3 separate regions of the Homo sapiens genome follow, and all the other regions are linked to region 1. The links are chromatin contacts, found by Hi-C or POLR2A ChIA-PET in ENCODE. All regions are on one chromosome and are shown on one strand. Each heading gives the region's core, a stretch centred on a gene start or an enhancer-like site at or near the end of the contact. The rest is flanking DNA. Distances are from core to core; before and after follow the strand shown. Region 1 holds the start of MAP4K5 (mitogen-activated protein kinase kinase kinase kinase 5). Region 2 overlaps LINC01599 (long intergenic non-protein coding RNA 1599). Region 3 overlaps LINC01599 (long intergenic non-protein coding RNA 1599).

Evidence for each region. A loop is a pair of places that touch in the nucleus more often than their neighbours do. ChIA-PET counts read pairs that join two places held with the same protein, here RNA polymerase II (POLR2A). Pooled maps may share reads with other maps.
Region 2: a loop to region 1 is called in a pooled map, with 8 times the contacts of the local background. The contact joins the enhancer-like site here to the promoter of MAP4K5 in region 1. A Hi-C loop is called at or near these places in 4 of 37 single-sample maps with no recorded cell type and 14 of 50 pooled maps. POLR2A ChIA-PET finds 5 or more read pairs at or near these places in 1 of 52 experiments (IMR-90).
Region 3: a map of A673 shows a loop between it and region 1 (5-fold over the local background). The contact joins the enhancer-like site here to the promoter of MAP4K5 in region 1. A Hi-C loop is called at or near these places in 2 of 168 maps with a recorded cell type or tissue (A673 and B cell), 5 of 37 single-sample maps with no recorded cell type and 7 of 50 pooled maps.

Annotation. Positions count from the first base shown.
Region 1 is chr14:50,531,319-50,535,866 of GRCh38, forward strand. It overlaps MAP4K5 (mitogen-activated protein kinase kinase kinase kinase 5), which reads right to left and starts at 1,251. Exons shown (of 33, transcript NM_006575.6): 1 at 1,130-1,251; 2 at 624-840. The coding sequence starts at 731. It also overlaps a transcript of ATL1 not described here. RefSeq lists a silencer at 945-1,574.
Region 2 is chr14:50,036,792-50,041,339 of GRCh38, forward strand. It overlaps LINC01599 (long intergenic non-protein coding RNA 1599), which reads right to left. Exons shown (of 9, transcript NR_131171.1): 5 at 2,601-2,678; 6 at 2,224-2,466. Among named protein-coding and RNA genes, the nearest start is that of LINC01588, 32 kb to the left of the region's middle. RefSeq lists silencers at 1,134-1,223, 1,660-1,954 and an enhancer at 1,814-1,863. Within about 2 kb of position 2,125, at least 16 of the 41 ENCODE cell types and tissues checked have a DNase peak (open chromatin) inside an H3K27ac peak, as active enhancers do.
Region 3 is chr14:50,062,853-50,067,400 of GRCh38, forward strand. All of the region lies in intron 2 of LINC01599 (long intergenic non-protein coding RNA 1599), which reads right to left. Among named protein-coding and RNA genes, the nearest start is that of LINC01599, 40 kb to the right of the region's middle. RefSeq lists enhancers at 1-137, 1,693-1,742, 2,113-2,472. Within about 2 kb of position 2,264, at least 8 of the 41 ENCODE cell types and tissues checked have a DNase peak (open chromatin) inside an H3K27ac peak, as active enhancers do; they include B cell, where a contact is called at or near this core.

The DNA of each region.
Region 1 (4,548 bases), core at 1-2,500:
AATCCCTGAAAGGAACCGCTAAAGTAAAACAAAACCCAGCAAGTTAATATCACATTTTTATCGCCAACCAAAAACAAACGATCAAACTTCCACCAGGAAAAGCATCTTTTTATATGGGATAATGCTTGCATAAATGTCACCAATATTAGTTTGCTTACAGTTAAAGCTCAGAGACAGGGTTTCATATGGCTTTTTTAGTCAAACTCATCCATTGAAACAAATTTTTTTAAAAAAATGCAAATGTCTGAATGTCAATATTCTTTCCTGTCTATCTTCCATGAAGCATTTTTCCATGCTAACACTAGAGCATCCTTCGGTGTAATTCCACAAGCAGATTCAAATTCCCTTCAATACCATAAATAAGCCCTATTAAAAAGCCTTTAAACCACAAAAAAAGTGCAACAGCGGTTTGCAACTGTGTGGTTAGTTCTGCCTGTTGGTAGCGATTAGAACAAGCCATGAGTCGAGGGTGCTCAGAACCGAGTAAAAGGGACCCCGGCCGCTTTCTCCCCAAGAGGCAACAATAAAAGCATCCTCCTCTCGCCCCAATACTTCGCAGGAAAGTGGCCCCATTCCCGGGACCCAGTCGACCGCAGGAAAAAAGCACGGCCAGCCTCACTTACCTTATAGACGTCCCCGTAGGTGCCGCTGCCGACCCTCTGGACGAGTTCGTAGTCCTGCTGCGGGTTCCGCCTCAGGATGTCCGCGGCAGGCCGCAGCGGGGCCTCCATCTTCACTTAGGGCCCGGCCCCCGCCAGCTCACCCCGCGGCTCCCGGATTCCCGCTAACAAGCACGAACGGCGCCGCTTCCCAACATGGAGCCTCCGCCCGCAGCTCCGTCTGCACGAGGGACGAGCAAAGGCTGGTTGGCGTCGCAGGCTACGACCCCCAGCGGCCCGCGCCCTCGCGGCCCGGCCCCTTCCCTTCCGTCCCGCCAGGGGCCGTGGAAGAGAAAGGGGCCTGGAAGGGCCCCCGGCGCCCCGTATCCCCGTTCGGTCTGCGGCCCTTCCCCCTCCCCGGCCGCCCGCGAACTGCCCGACGAGGCCTCCCCGCCAGCCGGGGCCCAGGGCCGGCTCCGTACCTAATGGGGGCGGCCCCGTCTTTGTTGAGCGCGGAGCCCGGGACCTACTTCCTAGACCGCACCCGCGTCCTCCTCCCGCGCGCCGGCCGGCAGCTCCGGGTTTGCCGTCGCCGCCGCCGCCACTCAGCCGCTGCACGGCGCGTCCTCTCGGGGGCGGCGGAGGCGCGTACAGTCGCCGCCGCCGCCGCCGCCGCACCACGTTCCCCACCCGGGGCTGCGTCACCGGGAGACACGTTCCCAGCCAGCATGGGTCGGCGCCCAGCGGCCCGCCCGAGCACTCCGGCCGCAGAACCAGAGTGCCGCCCTGAGGCCTGCTGAGAACACAACACCCTCCCGACCGCGCCACCGCGCCCCCCTAGCCGGGCGCGTCCTTGCAGGGCCTGGGCTGTCTCCCTCCCACTCTCAGAAATAAGGCACACGCCTGGGCATTCGTGGGCCAACGGGCCTTGGCTAAACCGTCCCCACATTTGTCAGGTAGGCCTGTAGGGTGACGGGTAGAGGAAGAAGGGCGATGGGAACGTAGCCCTCCAAGTTAAACACGGAAAAGGTACGTTAAGGGCACCGGGCCAGAAGTAACCTGGCAGCGGGGCGCCGGGGAAGGAGGTGGGGGAGTGCCAGGTTAACTAAGTCCCGGCACACCCTACTGCACCTTCCTGTTTTGCAAACCGATCCCGGTGGTACCAGTTTGAGGCTGCACTGCACACCTGCACAACCTGCCTTCTACTTAGTTCTTCTGAGACATTTCTGAAAGTCTGAATTCCTAGGACTGCTCAATGACCTTTGTCCCTGTTGGGCACACGCAGTGTCTCATCGCTGGTATTGCACCTTTAATGAGACCAGGAGTTCCGCAAAAGTAAAACAAAGGGGTCACAGACTGGTTCTGGTTCTACCACTTCCTCAGTATGTGCTCTGGGACAAAACAGCATATTTGGCAACATCTCGGTGTCCTTATCTGCAGCTTGAAGAGGGTAAGATTTTGCATCTGACACCCAGGAAAGTGTTTATAAAGCGTTTTACAGGATAGTAAGGGGGGTTATCGAATATAAGAGGTCTTAAAATACTTAACAATGCACAGCATATATGGAACAGGAGTTCGGGGAAGTAATTTGGCTGATATTTCACAAGCTGTTTTGCAGTTTCAGTTCCAGTCTTGCTCTGAAGGTAGAAATTAAGTTGCCAGTGTTACATTATACTGGCTAAGTTATTTCTAGAGCCTCATAGAGAATTTGAACAGAAAAGCCAGATAACACTCAGCCACTGCATTTAGTGACTGAAACATCATAAAAGAGCAAGTTGGAGATGTTGGCTTGTGGCTTTGAACATCCAATTTTTAATTCTGCTCTTGAGAATTAAAATACTCCTTATTGTTGATAATTGTATAATGTATAATAAGGAGTAATTGACAATACTCCTTATTGTTGATAATTGTATAATGTAGAAATTAAATTCGCACCTTAACAGGACAGGGCATATATGTATTTTCTTGTGCTCCACACACAAAGGGCACTTATTTGGGGAACATAAGTAAGCCCAGACTTACATGCTCCATGGACAAAGCCTATGTGTTTGCTGCATTGAAAAAATTGTTGAAGAACAGTTCCTTCTTTCAAAGATTCTTGGCACTTGTTTTGGTGGGCACATACTTTTGGCTTCGATGACTCAAAATCTCTTCAAATGTTCTATTGGTATCTTAGCACTTGTTTACTGTCATAGATTCATTTGAGATTTTTTTCCTCTGGCCATATAAGCACTGATCCTTTATCTAGTCTGAAATATATTTATTCTTACATGTTTACACTTGCGTTACTCCAGGGAATTTCAGGCAGCACACAGAAAACACTTACTATAAAACAAGATAAAAATAAGTGGGCAAACTAGTATGACGTTAAAGAGAAGGAAAATACGAAACCAGAACAGTGTGACAAATCGGCCAACCAGAGGATTTTATAGTGTTTTTGAGATCAAGAGTAACCAATTGATCAAGAAGAGGCATATATTTTCCTAATGCAAAGACTTCCAAAAATTTTATTTAATGAGCCTTCTTCATAAAGTAGAAACTGAATGCCCAGTTTGAGACGAGGACAAATATCCTGACAATCCTTTAAGCATGTTATTCTTGAAATACAGCATTTAAAATGAATTAGGCAGTGAAATGTTTGAGGTCATAGGCTTCAACAAGACCCTGGAGTGCGGATATTTTATGTTGCCAGTAATGGCAGATCCATATGCTTTGACCATCAACCTAGAGGCAGATAGCATGGAAAAAGTCAAGACTCTATGTGGTGGTTAAAAAGTCGAGACTCTATGTGTCTGCTATAATCATTATTTTACTTGTACTGCAATTCATGCAAAGAGGAAAACATTTGTTTTATACTAACTCCAAAAGAATCTTAAGGATTTTTAAAATACTGGTTGAGTTAATTTTAACAAGATCAGTGAAGTGGGTTGCTTTGTAAAGAAATGCAAATTCAATTTACTTAAATGTACACTGAGTAAATTTAATTTTACATCCTAGACAATTAAGCAAACAATTTCAAGGTTGAAGTTTATGTAATAATATGTTAGTTATGTCATGGTAACTGACCAGAGAGTTTCTTACAAACCACCCAGTTTCATATGACAAGGTATGGAATAAGAATAAATATGGCTTGATAGGTCCTTCATTCCAACCTAATTGTCATGCATTCTTAGTATCTTCATGCTGACACATAAATATTTTTCAGCTTTTACCCTTATCATTATAATATACGATAATGGTTTGCCACATGCTTTGTAATGTACTTCCCTTCTTTGAAAGTTCTTCAGTAAAATGCTGACTGTAATCTGTGGCCTCTAATTTCAGCTCTAACTTTAGCCAAGGCTGAATAAAAAAGAATTGGGAGACATAAAATGCTTTATCTTATATAAAGCTAAGGTTCACAATTTATTATCCAAGACAAAATGGCTAATTAAACCTTCAAGTGTGAAAGGACAGAGCATAAGGACAATAACTTTAGTCTATTGAACATACAGATTTAAGCAATCTGGTAATCTCCTGATTAATCTGCCAACATAAACTAATTTCAACATGTAACTCTATGATTCAGTTGACTGCTCTATAGATCTGTTAAACAGAAATCAATTAAATGTTGGAAGACATTGCCACAATTATGATTTGGATTTTTAAATAATTATTATTAAACTATTGTTTTACTAATTAGGGCCACTTGTCTTTTGAGGCATAAACCATGTTTTCCAAATATAGGGCAATTTTTATATAATTTGTTCTGGATGGCAATAGAACATGTATCTCATTCAGGATTAGTATCAGGTCATTAGGATGAGAGTTTTAAAAAGGAGAGGTGAGGAAGGCAGTCGATATCCCTTTCATCCAGTTTGAATTGATCATCAGATATGTTACTGATATGGTTTGTCTGTGTCCCCACCCAAATCTCATCTTGAATTCCCACGTGTTGTGGGAGGGACCA
Region 2 (4,548 bases), core at 875-3,374, 490 kb before region 1:
GGCAATCCAGGGCTGGTATGGCAGCCCAAGGCCATCAGGGAAGGAGGCTCCATGTAATACGCTGACCCTCCAACCTTAGCATGTCTCGTCCCTAATGGCTTTTCAGCCTCCAGCCAGGTACCAGGTAGCAGGAAAGGGCCTTCTCAGAGGCCCCGCATATTACCTCTGCTGACATCTCATTGGCCAGAACATAGTAAGGTGGCCACATAATCTTTTCTCTGGGTAGCTATGTACCTAGCAAAAACTGGGGACTTGTTATTAAGAAAAGACAAAAAGTTGGAGACCTACAGTGGTCTCCACTACACTGTATATGAAGGCAAGACAGTTAATTTCTACCTAAATTCCCAAATGTATCCTCAGGAAGAGAATGTTTCTGAAGCATGAATTCTTTGTGCATTGGAGGATCTTCCCTTTCAACCTTCAATTGCACTGCGTGAAAACCACTCCTCAGGTTCTCAGCTTCAACCTCACTTTCTCAAGGAACCCTCCTCAGGCCCCTCAGTCTGCATTAGGCTTCCCTGTTTTATGCTCCCATTGCACCTTATGCTTCTGCTTCAAAGCCTCTGCACCCTGGTCATTATTGACTCATCTGGAATTATGTGTGTAAGGGCTGTCTTGCCTGTAATCTAAACTGTAAGCTCCCTGAGGGCAGACTCTGCTTCACCCTCCACTGTCTTCCAATGTGTGGCACCTAGTAGGCCCTCAATAAGTATTTGTTAAGTGATTGAGTGATTAGAATATGAGAGAGACCCCAGATTCAAGGCCATTTCCACCGAGACCTTTTTTTTTTTTTTTTTTTTTTTGAGACAGAGTTTTGTTCTTGTTGCCCAGGCTGGAGTGCAGTGGCGCGATCTCGGCTCACTGCAACCTCCACCTTCTGGTTTCAAGCAATTCTCCTGCCTCAGCCTCCCAAGTAGCTGGGATTACAGGCATCTGCCACCACGCCCAGCTAATTTTTGTATTTTTAGTAGAGACGGGGTTTCACCATGTTGGCCATGCTGGTCTCAAACTCCTGACCTCGTGATCTGCCCATCTCAGCCTCCCAAAGTGCTGGGATTACAGGTGTGAGCCTCTGCACCCGGCCAACCTTTTCTTTCTTTAACTAGACTTCCCTGGCTGAGACCAAGACAAAACCAGATTCCCCTGAGCTGTGCACCTGCCGGGACTGGAGCAGCCCAAATGCCCATGGGAGGGCTGTTGACTGGGGCTGTCAGACCAGGCTCTCCGAGGAGGACTCCCACACCCACAGCCAACTCCACTTTACAAAACCAGCTCCAGCCAGAAGTATGCTCGGGGGGGCAGGAGAACAGAAACTGCAGTAGTGTGGGTGGATTTTAAATCTGCAAATGCAACTGGCTGCCCAATGTTTGGGAGATAAAATAGGTCACTATCCTCCCCTTGGTTCGGCGTCACTCCCAGGCCCTAAAGGGGAGGGAAGAATTTTGTGATCTTTGCTGTCACAGGCTATGGACAAATTTGGTTATGTTCAGCTTTACAAGAGCTGCCCGCCCACCTGACTCTTGTTCACAAGACCCCTAAAAATCAGAAAAAGATCAGTCCAGGCTGTTCAGAGTTGGATGGGGAATCTTCCTGAGGACAGTTTTTAAAGAGTCCATTTTGACACCAGCCAAGACAAAAGCCAGGACCCAGAGTCTAGACAGCTCCCAAGCCTGCCGTTTTCAACTTGGCCTTAGGATGGAGTCTTCTGTTCTCTGGCAATGAATGACAGGCTTTTAAAGGAGTGACAAAGAGCAAGCCCTGGAGAGAGCCCCATGAGGCCTTGGGGTAAGGGCTTCCAGGACTGTTCATGAGAAGCTGTGCATGTCTCCCTCCAGCTTCCCCAGATGAGACACCAAGATTGAGAAGTGAAGAGTCATCTCCAATTTGGCAGACATCCTGACCCTCCACACTCACCATTCTGATATTTAGTCATTACCATCCTGGCATAGTTAACCACTTCTCCTTCTGACTGAGAAGCTGAAAGTGATATTCAGCCTGGGTGTGATGTGGGGATTTTCTGGGACAGGGCGGAGATGATGAGATGCTGGAGTTGCATGAGCTGGTCATTACAGTCAAGACTTGTGAACCAGTTGTGAAACCCTTGGTAACCTGAAATCTGCTATGGTGGGAGTATTTACACTACAGAAATTGGCCAATGCTGCAAATCAGGGTTTCTTTCTTTTTTCAGTGAGACACTGCACCAGCACACACTGCATTACTCACGCAGGAGGAGCTCTGGGAGGGCGGGAGAAAACCATGGGTGAGCAGAGTTGAGGATGTTTGGTGCTTCCCCTGATGGCTTCATCATGTCATCTTTCTTGGCTCTTCATGGTCAGTGTTTTCTCCGTGGAAACACCAAGAGATTCTACCTCTGCTCCGTCAGCAAACAAGGAAGTCATTGATTTTCATGGCCCCTGTGCTAGAGAACTCCAAGAGCCCAACTTCTTCAAGCAGCAGGCCCATTTTCTGGTGGAGAAGAGAGAAGGCAAAGCCAGGGAAGGGCATTTAATAGTGACAACTCAGCGAAAAGTAGAGGCAGCCCAATGATCAAAGGTGTCTTCCTTCAAAGCCCCTGAGTGAAAACAGCAATCCATGCTTACCGATGAAGGCCACAGGTGATGTTTCTTATGTGAGTGCATCCATCTGCTTCAGGTCATATTTTCAGAGGTCATACAAGGCTGAAAGGAAGCAAATCATTTTCATGAGAAGGATAATAAATGAGACCAGGATTGGTATCGAGAAAAGTTTTTAGACATTTCTGAGCTGGCCAGCCTGGGGAAGAAAGTGCTTCTAGATACACAGATTTCCAGGACTCTCCCTGAGAGGGTTAGATTCTGGGGGTCTGCAGATGGGGCCAAGAACCCGTGTTTTAAACAGCCCCTTCCTCACCCCGTGATCCCGCTGATGGCAGCCTGCGGACCGCACTTGGAGGAACTGGTCTAGTGAGGGTCCTCGGAGGGCGTTTTGCAGTGGGTGGAACTGAACTCTGAGTGGGATCTTCCTTCAGTACCTAGGCCCTGCCCTGCCATGGCTATGGATCTTCAGCACTCATCCTTGGGGACTGGTGCTGGGTGTTACGGGAACAGCATAAAAACACAAAACAAAAAAATTCCATTTCTCACCACCGGCGGTGAGAAATGGGGGTGGAGCCTGGAACTGTGGTCACAGGGCTCCAAGAGGAGCAGCCAGGATGCCATTGCACAACCAGCCACCTCTAAGAGAAGCAGGACCAGGCCCAGGGCTAAGCCTTCACAAGCCCTGCCGCCAGCTGCCAGCCACCCTTCCTCCCTGGGAGAGCCAGAAAGGGAAGCATAGTGAAGCCCTACATGGTGGCCTCCATCAACAGGGAGGCCCCTCTCCTCCCTCTGCCGCAGCCATCCTACTTTCGGCCAGAATGTCCCAGGGCCAAACTGAGGACAGGGCGGCCTCTCCAGAATCCTGCCCTTAGGGGCCCTGCCAGAGACTGGTTTTTCTTGTTGGAGGCACCTCTGCACAGTTTGCATTTATAAGGCCTGAAGAACTCATCCCAAGAACCCAAGCCCACTTGCAAAGATGGGATAGAGAAGGGGCATGGCATTCCACAGATGGGCTCACTCTGGAGAGGAGCTACTGACCCAGCAGCAGTTCCCCCTCCCTCACCCCTGCTCACCACCCCAGGAAGACATCCGAATCCCCATCAAATGGTCCCTGCCAAGAGCATCGTGGTAACATGGGGAAAGAGAGGATGCTAAGTTGCCCCTCTGCCCACTGGACTCCGTCTCATCTGAGGAGAATTCCACAGCAGCCCCTTCTGGGCTGTGCTCTTTATGTCTCTAAGCCACTTCCTGTTTCCTTTTCTAGGTCATAAGCCAGGCTTATAGTTGGTGTGAGTCACTTACCTAGGAAGCCCAGAGCACACGGCTGCCTCTCAGGGAGGGAGCAAAGGATACAGCTTAGAAGTGCAAGGCACTGGTTTGCTCCTAAAACACATAGATTGTCCTAGACTTTTAGCAGTGCTGTGTACCATGGCCCCCAAGCAACGCACGCCTGGGAGATCCGTGATTTGCCCAATTTGCGTTCCTCTGCTGATGCCAGGCTTTCAGTTCCCAGGAGGCACCGGACAAGCGTAGTTTTGCAAATGAAACATTGCTTTGCCAAGGGGCTAGGCCTATCAGACAATCATCAGGCAACAGCCAGCAGGCCCTGTGAAAGTCATGGCCAAGAAGCCATTCAAAAGCATTGTCTTCTAGTAACTAAATTTCAAATCCAGGGGGAAACCACAGCTCAGACATCGGCCAGTGTTCAGCAATCTGGATTCACAGGGAAACGGACAGGAATAGATTCTGCACAAGTCTATTGTGCATTGTTTTCCCTTCATGACATCTAGGCAGTTTATTCCTCCTGACTTCCACTACTCACTGCATGAGGATTATTCTGTGGAAACCAGAGTACTAAGGACGAGGCGCTGGATGATTTGGTCAAAGTCAAATGTGCCAAGTCAGCATCGAGCAGCTATTTTTGCCTTCCAATTCCATTCCCTGAACTTTTTTTCTGTGAAAGTGTCTTGTA
Region 3 (4,548 bases), core at 1,014-3,513, 470 kb before region 1:
TGTAGCAGTAAAAAAACAAAGTAACCTGTCAATTTAGAAAAAACAGATTCAGGCCCAGTGCAGTGGCTCATGCCTGTAATCCCAGCACTGTGGGAAGCTGATATGGGCAGATTGCTTTGAACTCAGGAGTTCAAGACCAGCCTGGGCAACATGGCAAAACCCTACCTCTACAAAAAATTAGCCAGGCATCATGGCACATGTCTGTGGTCCCAGCTACTCCAAAGGCTGAGTGGGAGGATCAACTGAGCCCAGGAGGCAGAGGTTGCAGTGAACCAAAATCGTGCCACTGCATCCAGCCTAGGTGACAGAGACCCTGTCTCAAAAAAAGAAAAAGAAAAAACAGATTCAAACCAATTAGAACTCAGAAGGTTCAGCAAGTTCACCAGACACAAAATCTACCTGCAAAAATCAACAACATCTCTGTCCACCCACAATAACTGCTGAAAAATATTATTAAAAAGATACCATTTACAATAGCAGCAAGAATTACAAAATATATCTAGGTAATAGCCAAGAATACCCAAAACTTCTAAAAACATGTCTTAAATTCTAATAAGGAAACATAAAATGATCTGAATAAATAGAGTACATTCCACATTTTGGGTAGGATGACCTCATGTAAGATGACTTACTTTGGATGACATTTATAAAGACCTAGTTATATGAACAATGAACCTATAAATTTAATGCAATGCTAATCAAAATTCCAACTGGATTTCTTTTTGAGAAACTCAATGGAGAAATAATTAACTTTTACAAAGAAGAGTAGAGGGGAGACTTGCCCAATTACCTACACTACAAAATCAGAATAACAGTAGCAGTGCCAGCTCCGTGGCAGTCCAGTAGACTAGCAGAAAAGCATGGGTAGCTGGGCAACACACTCCGGTCCTTTAGGAACTACACAGAGAGAAAGTTAACCCAGCAAACACAGGTCCTCAGTGGGCTCAGCCACCAGTGGAGGTTTTGCTGGGATATTTTGCTACACTACTATCATTGCAACAAGTATACCTAAGGGATAACAAAACATGTGCCTCAAGGTCCCCGTGTGACTTAAAATGCACTACATCAAACTGGCTCTGTGGAAAGAACAGGACTTAACCGTTCAGCAGGCCTAACTCTCTGGAGCTGCCCCTGAAGTCCGCAGCAGCTACACGTCCTTCATGAGGCCAGATGTGCAAAGCCGGGCCCAGAAAGCTGAGGTAGGTCCCTGCACAAGGCCACAGGGCTTCCATCTCTCTCCACAGAAAACACATCGCAGAGCTCATGAGAAGCTAAGTGCCAGCTACCAGGAGTGCTGGAGGGTGAGCTGGAGGAGGTGGCCTTAGGTGGAGATGAAGGGACAGGAGTCCACAAAGCAGGCCCACTCTGAGTGTCCAGCAATGCTAGGTAAAATTCACAGGTGGAAATCCTAGGCCCCAGGGTGACGGTGTTTGGAGGTGGGGCTTTGGGAGGTGATTCGGTCTTGGGGACAGAGCCCTGAAGAGCCCTTTAATGGAGGGGATTAAAGCCCTTATGAAAGAAACCCCTTCTGCCACAAGAGGACTCTGGGAGAAGGCGCTCTCTATGAACCAGAAATCCAGCCCTCACCAGACACCAAATCTGCCAGCGCCTTGATCTCAGACCTCCCAGCCTCCAGAACTGTGGGAAATAAATGTCTATCCAGTCTGTGGATTCCTGTCCTAGCAACCCAAATGGACTAAGACAAGCATCTTTTACTTCAACTAATTCAAGCAGATGTTCAGCTCTCCTGAATTACTAAAAGCATACACATTTTTAAAAATAGAGCATACAAATCAAATCTCAAGCATTTTGTGTCCACTCTCTTTAGCTCCTTGTCGCTCGTCTCATGTTTCTGTAAAACCACATTCTTTCCTCTCATTTTCGGTGGGGTCTGTCTGGGTTGTGCTGTAGCAACAAAAAATTTCCAAATCACAGAGGCTTTACACATTGATCATTGATATTTGAGCACTGATCATTGCTGAAGCTGAGTAATGGGTACAACAGGTTTGATATTATATATATGCATATATATATTGTATTGTATATATACATATATATTTGAAATTTTCAATAATAAAAGGTTTTGTAAATCTCCATGGCTTAAACCCACAAAGGCTCGTTTCTTGCTCATCTTCCATGTCCCTCATGGATCAGCAAGGTCTCTACTCCACTTCATCCTCATCCAGAGACACAGGCTAGCCAGCCTCCACCCTCTAGATTATTACTCACTACCGTAGCACCAAAAAGGAACCACGGGGAGAGCATGTGATGGTTCTTCAGGCTTTTGCCTGAAAGCGAAACCCATGACTTCTGTTCACATTTCATCAGCAAAGCAAGCCACATAGCCACACCTAATTTTAGTGGCTCAAAGACAAATGGATCTACTATCTACTCAGTAGAAAGGGAACTGGAAATATCTGGTAAACAGCACTAATGATGACCACAGCCACGAAGAGATGTAAATCTAGAAATTCATTCAGAAAGAAGCCCTGATATGCCATAGAGTTGTTCCCAATGGGTTTCACCCCCAACCAAAACCAAACACTCAGTTTTCTCCATTTTAATAAAACATTCAAACTTATACTAAGACTGGGAGTTCCACAATGTCAGGGACAGTTTATATAACTTCTTTACTTTTCCAGTACCTAACAAACACAGCCCATTGAGAACTGTCCCTGACATTGTGAAACTCCAACCTTGATATAAGTTTGATTGTTTTATTAAATGATAAGAAATGTCTTCTTATTGTCTTCCCTCTGTACTGTTTGTGTCCCATTTTCCTCTTCCTATAAGGATGACCGTCCTCTTGGATTAGGGCCCGCCCTACTGACATCTTAATTTGATTACCTCTGTAAAGACCCCATTTCCCCACACAGTCACACTCTGAAGTGCCAGGGGTTAGAACTCAGCACTCTGTCTTTAGCAGGTGCTAGATTAAGATCTGCTCAACTGAAGAGACACAGGAGGCAAGTAGAATGGATTTCCAGGCGTCCTCTAGAGAAGCCATTTCTCATCTTTGTTCTTACTCTTACCAAACTCTGTCTTATGACATTCCCAGGAGGAGACAGGAGGGGGCTGGTGCTTTTCTAGGAGGCCACTGGGTCATTGAGGCTGTCCCAGGTGGCCAGTCTTTCTCGGCTGCAAACTCACCAAATGTCAGGGGGTGCAGAAGGGAGCCTTGGGATCATCCTACTCAAAAGCATGCATCTTACAGGTGAGGAAACTGAAGCCCAGAGAAGGCAAGGACTTCTACCTGCTTTAAGTCTACCGCCTCCTAAGTCCTTTTGCATTAGCAATCTCTGAAAGGCTTGTGACTTTGAAACCTGGGTATCCTGGACCATTGTCCAGTCCTGTCTGTGTCTGCCATATTATATCCAGCCATGCTGTACACTGCTGTATGTTTAGTAAGGCTGAACTGAGAGAGAGAGAGAGAGAGAGAGAGAGAGAGAGAGAGAGAGAGAGAGAACATTTAAATAGTGTAGGCAATTCTGCCCATTTCACTCAATAAGGGGATATAAATCTGCTGTTCCCAATAGATGTTGGTTCCTGCCTCATTCTCATACGTGAGCACTAGCAAGCCTTTGTATAATACTAGCATGGCCCCTAGACACAGGCCAGTCCTGTCCTGGGGCTTTACTGAAGAGACAACACTCTGCTTCTGCACCGGAGAGAGAGCCCGTCCTATGCTTAGTGAGAAATGGTGTCAGGGTCTCCAACACGGCAATTTCTGAAGGGATTTGCAGGCGTCATTTGAACTGTACTCTCCGTCTTTACACCCAAAGCCTGGTGTGATATGCTCTGCTGTGACCATTGCCAGTGCCGGGGTTGGGCTGCCGAGAAAGGACACGTTGAGAACAGTGCCATGTATTAAATGAGCCTTCGGCGGGCTCTTGCTGGAGCATCTTATGAGCAATGGCACATGTAGAGAATAATAACTTGAACAAACCTATGCATCGCTTGACCATAAAAATCATTAAAATATCAAGGGGTTTAACGACGTAATGACCTAGCACAGATGGAAAATACGTTTAAGATCTCAGTCACTAAAAATGCATTTGGCATGCCACATTTGCCTCCTCTGAAAATGGGGGAAAATACATTTAGGGTAAGATGGCCACAGCTCCCCAAGAGGAAGGGTGGAAAAGAGAGAGACAATCCTCATTGGGTGCCCAATGAGGCAAAAGCTCTGAGGTGCTCAGATTGCCCTTCTGTGAGGGCTGGTGATGCTATCACCATTGGAAGCTGCAGCCAATTCACCACTCCAGAGGCTTCTGAACTATGCGAGATGCAGGAAGCATTTTCTGAAAGAGAGTCCCTCTTAGGGGAAGATACCAGAGTCTGCTTACCAGAAACATCAAGAGGGGAGGCAGCTGCAGAAATGAATGTGGACAGAAACACTGAACGCAGCAATTTATAAAAGAGGCTACTTTGGTCTCCTGGATACGTGTTTCTTTTTTCTTACCAGATCTTAGTTACTGTATTAGTTTGCTATGGGGCCCATAGCAAAGCACCACAGACTGGGTGGCTTAAACAATAGAAATATATGTT